Regions from separate parts of the Homo sapiens genome. Here region 2 is linked to region 1. A link is a loop called in an ENCODE intact Hi-C map of the cell type or tissue named here. Cell type or tissue: CD14-positive monocyte. All regions are shown on one strand.

Region 1 (4,000 bases):
GAGTGCAGTGGTGCAATCTCAGCTCACTGCAACCTCTGCCTCCCAGGTTCAAGCGATTCTTCTGTCTTAGTCTCCTTAGTAGCTTGGATTACAGGTGCACACCACCACGCTCGGCTAATTTTTGTATTTTTAGTAGAGGCAGTGTTTCACCATCTTGGCCGGGCTAGTCTCGAACTCCTGACCTCAGATGATCCACCTGCCTCAGCCTCCCAAAGTGCTGGGATTACAGGCGTCAGCCACTGCACCTGACCTCCCTCTTTACCTCCTTCCTTCTTTCCTTCCTCCCTGCCTTTCTGCCTTTCTTCTTTTTTCTTCCTTCCTTCCTTCCTTCCCTCCCTCCCTCCTTTCCTTCCTTCCTTCCTCCTTCCCTCCCTTCTTCCTTCCCTCCCTCCCTCTCTCCCTCCCTTCTTCATTCCTTCCTTCTTCCTCTCCTTCCTTCTCCTTCACTCATTTCCTCCTTCCTTCCTCTTTTTCTTCATTTCTTCCTCACCAGCACCTCTTCGTGTCCCAGTGCCCTGCTCCTGGCTGGCCTCTTGGAGCCAGTCCCATATGCCCACACGCTCTCCTCTTCCCAAGCCCACCGCATCCCACCCGTGGACTCCTTCATCCCGTTGGACGTTCCCAGCCTCTTCAGGCTTAGGACTCTCACAGAAGTGTGACTCCTGCCCACCAAGCCCATCCCCACCTCCCACCCTGGAACCCCTGCCCCAGTGGGTATCTCTCCTGTACATGGTAGCTGCCCCACCTCCACTTGGACCCAGTGTAGACAGGAGGAGACCCTGTACCACCTCCACCTGGACCCAGTGTAGACAAAGAGGTGTCCCTACTCCACGTCCACCTGGATCCAGTGTAGACAGGAGGAGACTGCACCACCTCCACCTGGACCCAGTGTAGTCAAAGAGATGTCCCTACTCCACGTCCACCTGGACCCAGTGTAGACAGGAGGAGACCCTGTACCACCTCCACTTTACCCAGTGTAGACAGAAGGAGACCCTGCACCACCTCCACCTGGACCCAGTGTAGACAAAGAGGTGTCCCTACTCCACATTTACCTGGACACAGTGTAGACAGGAGGAGACTGCACCACCTCCACTTGGACCCAGTGTAGACAGGAGACCCTGCACCACCTCCACCTGGACCCAGTGTAGACAAAGAGGTGTCCCTACTCCACGTCCACCTGGACCCAGTGTAGACAGGAGGAGACTGCACCACCTCCACCTGGACCCAGTGTAGACAAAGAGGTGTCCCTACTCCACATTTACGTGGACACAGTGTAGACAGGAGGAGACCCTGCCCCACCTCTACCTGGACCCAGTGTGAAGGCGACCAGCCCTTCCACACATGTGGGTATTTCTCGTCAGGTGGGACGAGAGACTGAGAAAAGAAATAAGACACAGAGACAAAGTATAGAGAAAGAACAGTGAGCCCAGGGGACCGGCGCTCAGCATACGGAGGACCTGCACCGGTCTCTGAGTTCTCTCAGTATTTATTGCTTACTATTTTCACTATCTTGGCAAGGGGAATGTGGCAGGAGGACAGGGTGATAGTGGGGAGAAGGTCAGCAGGAAGACATATGAGCAAAGGAATCTGTGTCACAAATAAGTTCAAGGGAAGCTACTATGCCTGGATGCACACGCAGGCCAGATTTATGCTTCTCTCCACACAAACATCAGTGTAGCAAAGAGTCACAGAGCAGTATTGCCACCAGCATATCTCGCCTCCAGCCACAGGGCGGTTTTCTCCTGTCTCAGAATAGAACGAATGTACGATCGGGTTTTACACGGAGACATTCCATTCCCAGGGGCAGGCAGGAGACGGAGGGCTTCCTCTTATCTCAACCGCGAGAGGACTTCCTCCTCGGCACAGACCCTTTATGGATGTCGGGCTGGGGGACGGTCAGGTCTTTTTCCCTTCCCACGAGGCCATATCTCAGACTGTCTCAGTGGGGGGAACCCTCAGACAATACCCGGGCTCTCTCGGGCAGAGGTCCCTGCGGCTTTCCGCAGTGCATGGTGTCCCTGGTTAATAGAGAATGGAGAATGGCGATGACTTTTACCAAGCATGCTGCCTGCAAACCTATTGTTAACAAGACACAGCACATGTTTCTGTGAGCACAGTGTTGGGGCTACAGTTACAGCTTAACAGCATCTCAAGGCAAAACAGTGGTTCAACATACAGATCACAATGGAGTTTCTTACCTTCCTTTCTACATAGACACAGTAACAGTCTGATCTTTCTTTTTGTTTGTTTGTTTGTTTTTCTGAGACAGAGTCTCACTCTGTCGCCCACCCAGGCTGGAGGGCAGTGGCGGGATCTCGGCTCACTGCAACCTCCGCCTCCCGGGTTCACGCCATTCTCCTGCCTCAGCCTCCCGAGTAGCTGGGACTACAGGCACCCGCCACCACGCCCGGCTAATTTTTTTGGATTTTTAGTAGAGACGGGGTTTCACCGTGTTAGCCAGGATGGTCTCGACCTCCTGACCTCGTGATCCTCCCGCCTCGGCCTCCCAAAGTGCTGGGATTACAGGCGTGAGCCACCGCGCCCAGCCCCCTGATCTCTCTTTCTTTTCCCTACACAGAGTAGACAAAGAGGTGTCCCTACTCCACATTTACCTGGACCCAGTGTAGACAGGAGGAGACCCTGCCCCACCTCCACCTGGACCCAGCGTAGACAAAGAGGTGTTTCTACTCCATATCTACCTGGACCCAGTGTAGATGGGAGGAGACCCTGCCCCATCTCCACCTGGACCCAGTGTAGACAAAGAGGTGTCCCTAGTCCACATCCACCTGGACCGAGTGTAGACAGGAGGAGACCCTGCCCCACCTCCACCTGGACCCAGTGTAGACAGGAGAAGACTCTGCACCACCTCCACCTGGACCCAGTGTAGACAGGAGGAGACCCTGCCCCACCTCCACCTGGACCCAGTGTAGACAGGAGAAGACTCTGCCCCATCTCCACCTGGACCCAGCGTAGACAAAGAGGTGTTTCTACTCCATATCTACCTGGACCCAGTGTAGATGGGAGGAGACCCTGCCCCACCTCCACCTGGACCCAGTGTAGACAGGAGAAGACTGCACCACCTCCACCTGGACCGAGTGTAGACAGGAGGAGACCCTGCCCCACCTCTACCTGGACCCAGTGTAGACAGGAGGAGACCCTGCCCCATCTCCACCTGGACCCAGTGTAGTCAAAGAGGTGTCCCTACTCCACCTCCACCTGGACCCAGTGTAGACAGGACCTACTCCACCTCCACCTGGACCCAGTGTAGACAGGAGGAGACTCTGCACCACCTCCACCTGGACCCAGTGTAGACAGGACCTCTCGGGTTCAGGGGTGTGTCCTGCGCCCTCGTTACAGAACGATTCAACCCTCCCAGCAATGTCACCGTACGTTGCAACACGACGCACTGCCTCGTACGGTGGAAACAGCCCAGGACCTATCAGAAGCTGTCGTACCTGGACTTTCAGTACCAGCTGGACGTCCACAGAAAGGTCGGTGAGAGCTCCCCGGGGCTGGGCACCAGGAGGGAGGCGTACGGGACACGCCCGCACAGGAGCCTGGGAATCCCGGGGAAGTGGCCTGGGGGAAGGATGCGTGGGTGGTGAGCGGTGACTCTGGGGTGAACGCACTTCGGGTAGCGGAGGAAGAGGTGAAGGGTCTGTGGCCTGTGGAGCCACCTTGAAAGAGGTTGCAGGGAGGGTGGACAAGGATGATCCTGCAACCATGGAACCAGGAAGTGGACCGGGAGGTGTGGGGGACGATGCCACAAGCAAGGAGAGCCTCTGCTCCACCTCCAGCTGGACGCAGTGTAGACAGAAGGAGACCCTGCCCCATGTCTACCTGGACCCAGTGTAGATAGGAGGACACCCGACCCCACCTCCACCTACACCCAGTGTAGACAGGAGGAGACCCTGCTCCACCTCCATGGAGACCCAGTGTAGACAGGAGGAGTTCTTGTCCCACAACTACCTGGACCCAGTGTAGACAGGGAGAGAGACTG
Region 2 (4,000 bases), 64 kb after region 1:
GAAGGAGGGGGAGAGGATGGAGGAAGGGGAGCAGATGGAGGAAGGCGAGCAGGAGGGGGAGGAAAAAGGAGGGGCAGGAGGAAGAAGGAGCGGGAGGAGAGGAGGAGGAGGAGGAGGAGAATGGGCAGGGAGGAGGAGAGGGAAGAAAAGGAGGGGGAGGAGGAAGGAGGGGGAGGAGGGTGGAGGGGGAGGAGGGTGGAGGGGGAGGAGGGTGGAGGGGGAGGAGGAAGGAGGGAGAAGGAGGGGAGAGGATGGAGGAAGAGGAGCAGGAGGGGGAGGAAAAAGGAGGAGGGGCAGGAGGGGAGGAGGAGAAAGGAGAGTGGAGGAGGAGGGTGACAAGGAGAATGGGGAGGAGAGAGGAGTGGTAGAAAAAGGAGAGAGAGGAAGAGTAGGAGCGGAGGGGGAGGAGGGGAGGGGAGGGGAGGGGAGAAAGACCAGGAGGGTAGGAGGAGGGGGAGGAGGAGGAGGGGGCCAGGGCTGGACTTCCTTCCAGGGGCCCAGGGGAGACCCAGCCAGGCAGCCGGACACACAGGGCTGGGCTGGTAGTCGGGTCACACCTGAGGATGTGGAAGTGCCTGGGGTTCCCGGGAAGTGGAGGATGTCCTGGGCCACTGGGAGAGGCGGCACATCCCCTGGGGGGCGGAGGTGGGGGAGGTGAGAAGCCAGGCAGGGGCCAGGAAGTGGAAGCTTCAGGAGGATGTGTGCAGGTCAAAGTGTAGGAGTCTGCATCTTGAATGATGCAGAGAGGGCCTCCAAGGCTCCAGTGTGCTGCAGGTGGGCAGAGGGGGCATGGGAAGTAGGGGTTGGCCCTGGGCAGGGGTGGGGAGTGGGCCAGGCTGCCCAGCGGGGCTGAGCCTAGAGATGGAAGGGGCAGGGACAAAGATGTGCAGCTGCCAGTCCTTGGAAAAGCTGAACGCCTGGTACTTCAGAGAACAAAAGGGTGGTTCTGAAGGCTGCTCCCAGGACAGTGGGGCTCCGAGGGTGCAACCCCAAGGCTCACTCCTCCCAGTGCCCCCAACGCGGCTCAGTCCTGTGTCTCTGCCTGTAGAGTTTCTTTGTTCCCTCTTCCTTCCTGGTGTTTTTCTCTCCCGCTCTCCAAATGCATAGGAGAAGTAATTTGAAGTATCTCCAGAAAAAAAAAGAGAAAAAGAAAAAGAATTGATTTCTTGTACTCCTAAATCCTAAAAGTGTTTTTCTCGTTGCTAGAGATATTAACTCCACCCAACATGACTGCAAAGTGTAATAAGACACATTCCTTTATGCACTGGAAAATGAGAAGTCATTTCAATCGCAAATTTCGCTATGAGCTTCAGATACAAAAGGTAAACTTTCACCCCGCCCCCAGCCCCCCCACCCCCGTGGACATCCCTTATTTTTGGTAAGTCGCACTCTGGGGCCTTGAAACGGGCAACAATCTCCTCTGATAACGTCACAGAAGGCATGGATCATTAAAAAACAAAAACAAAAACAAAAGGCCGGGCGCTGTGGCTCACGCCTGTCATCCCAGCACTTTGGGAGGCTGAGGCAGGTGGATCACAAGGTCAGGAGATCGAGACCATCCTGGCTAACGCGGTGAAACCCCGTCTCTACTAAAAATACGAAAAAAAATTAGCTGGGCGTGGTGGCACGGTCTTGTAGTTCCAGCTACTGGGGAGGCCGAGGCAGGAGAATTGCTTGAACCCAGGAGGTGGGGGTTGCAGTGAGCCGAGATCGCGCCATTGCACTCCAGCCTGGGCGACAGAGCGAGACTCCGTCTCAAAAAAAAAAAAAAAGTTTGAGACTGTATGTGGTCTGTTGTTTTTTATTTTTATTATTTCTATTGTTATGTGGTTTTTTAATTTTTTCTTGAACTTTCTTTTTTCTTTTGTAGTGATCTACAGATTCAATGCAAGCTTCCCAGATATTTTTGATCCACAGTTCGTTGGATCAGTTGAACATAAATATTGATTTATTTATTGAGCCACTCTGGCTCTGTAGCCCAGACTGGAGTGCAGTGGCTTAAATCTTGACTCACTGCAACCTCTGCCTCCCGGGTTCAAGTGATTCTCCTGCCTCAGCCTCCCGAGTAGCTGGGATTATGGGCACCCATCACCACACCCAGCTAAGTTTTTGTATTTTTAGTAGAAACAGAGTTTCATCATGTTGGCCAGGCTGGTCTCAAACTCCTGACCTCAGGTGATCCACCCGCCTCGGCCTCCCAAAGTGCTGGGATTACAGGTGTGAGCCTTCGTGCGCAGCCTATGTGTTATATTTAGTTTGTATTTTATTTTATTGTATTTTATTATTTATTTATTTATTTTTGAGACGGAGTCCTGCTCTGTCACCCAAGCTGTTTGTTTGTTTGTTTGTTTGTTTATTATTTTTGAGACGGAGTCCTGCTCTGTTGCCCAGGCTGGGGTGCAGTGGCATGATCTCAGCTCACTGTAACCTCCGCCTCTCGGGTTCAACCAATTCTCAGCTTCAGCCTCCTGAGTAGCTGGAATTACAGGCACCTGCCACCATGCCTGGCTAATTTTTTTTTGTATTTTTAGTAGAGATGGGGTTTCACCATCTTGTCCTGGCTGGTCTTGAACTCCTGACCTCATGATCCACCCGCCTCAGCTTCCCAAAGTGCTGGGATTACAGGCGTGAGGCACTGTGCCCCGCCATATATTTATTATTTATGCTCAAATACTAATTATTTCATATGCAATTTTTCTGTAAGTCTAAATCTGCTAAAAAACGTTAGGTCTATTAATTTCTTTTATATTACCAAGTGTTTTTTAGCCAATCTGTTTGGGTTTTTTTTTTTTTTAAGAAAATAAATGGCTGGGTGCAGTAGCTTACGCCTGTAATCCCAGCACTTTGGGAGGCCGAGGCAGGACGATCACGAGGTCAGGAGATAGAGACCATCCTGGCTAACATGGTAAAACCCCGTCTCTACTAAAAATACAAAAAAAAATTAGCTGGGCGTGGTGGCGGGCGCCTGTAGTCCCAGCTACTTGGGAGGCTGAGGCAGGAGAATGGCGTAAACCCAGAAGGCGGAGCTTGCAGCGAGCTGAGATTGTGCCACTGCACTCCATCCTGGGCAACAGAGTGAGACTCCGTCTCAGGAGAAAAAAAAAAAAAGAAAATAAATACAGCACAGACTTCTTTCTTTCACTGATTTGAGGGAGCAGGCATAGCTGCAGCCACAGGCAGAGTCGTAGCTAGTCTGATGTTGCACCCCCTACCTAGTTCGCTGGCCTGGCATAGGCTGTCTGTGGCTACCCCTGAGTGCATCTGGACACAGTCTGGGAGGACGGTGGGTCTTGTTTGTCCACCGGCCTCACAAAGCCCCCTCCCACCAAGGTCTTGCCACAGTGGCCCATAAGAAACCTTTTGGGCCAGGCGCGATGGGGCATGCCTGTAATCCCAGCACTTTGGGAGGCCGAGGTGGGCAGATCATGAGGTCAAGAGATCAAGACCATCCTGGCCAACATGGTGAAACTTTGTTTCCACTAAAAATACAAAAAATTAGCCAGGCGTGGTGGCACGCACCTGTAGTCCCAGCTACTCGGGAGACTGAGGCAAAAGAATCACTTGAATCCGGGAGGCGGAGGTTGCAGTGAGCCGAGATCACGCCACTGCATTCCAGCCTGGGTGACGGAGTGAGACTCCGTCTCATAAATAAATAAACAAACAAACCTTTTGGTCAGGTGCTATTTACTCCTAAGCTCATTATTTTGCCCCCACTGCTGCCCGAAGGCCTTCCCAGAGCCCTCACTGTTTTGCTGGTTTTCCTGGAGGGAGAAATTTGAGTTTGGGAGGAGGAGGCTTTCAGGGACGGTCCAGACACTCAAAAGTTTGCTTGCTTTTGTGTTGCAGAGAATGCAGCCTGTAATCACAGAACAGGTGAGTGTTCCCTACCCCCAGCCGCTGTACTTGACATTGCAAAGGGTGAGTTTTATTATTATTAAGAATAAAATGATAAAAAATATTAATAATTCTTATTAATAAAATAATGAAAATATTATTAATA

Evidence for each region. Peaks named below come from ENCODE experiments on the same cell type or tissue, not always from the same donor. Only the 100,000 strongest peaks of a DNase experiment are listed, where the experiment ranks them.
Region 2: it touches region 1 in a loop (2.5-fold over the local background); 1 of 110 quality-filtered maps calls a loop at or near these places.

The regions. Positions count from the first base shown.
Region 1 is chrX:1,290,971-1,294,970 of GRCh38, forward strand. It overlaps CSF2RA (colony stimulating factor 2 receptor subunit alpha), which reads left to right. Exons shown (of 13, transcript NM_172245.4): 8 at 3,358-3,491. It overlaps MIR3690 (microRNA 3690), which reads left to right and starts at 2,948; the gene lies at 2,948-3,022. It overlaps LOC124905238 (a long non-coding RNA gene), which reads right to left and starts at 3,028. Exons shown (of 3, transcript XR_007068370.1): 1 at 2,959-3,028; 2 at 2,873-2,915; 3 at 2,576-2,612. In CD14-positive monocyte, no CTCF peak of the experiment used is centred here; no DNase peak of the experiment used is centred here; H3K27ac peaks cover 729 bases.
Region 2 is chrX:1,355,015-1,359,014 of GRCh38, forward strand. IL3RA (interleukin 3 receptor subunit alpha) reads left to right here. Exons shown (of 12, transcript NM_002183.4): 7 at 1,207-1,322; 8 at 3,847-3,873. It overlaps LOC101928032 (a long non-coding RNA gene), which reads right to left. Exons shown (of 8, transcript XR_007068376.1): 4 at 558-1,126. Among named protein-coding and RNA genes, the nearest start is that of IL3RA, 20 kb to the left of the region's middle. In CD14-positive monocyte, no CTCF peak of the experiment used is centred here; no DNase peak of the experiment used is centred here.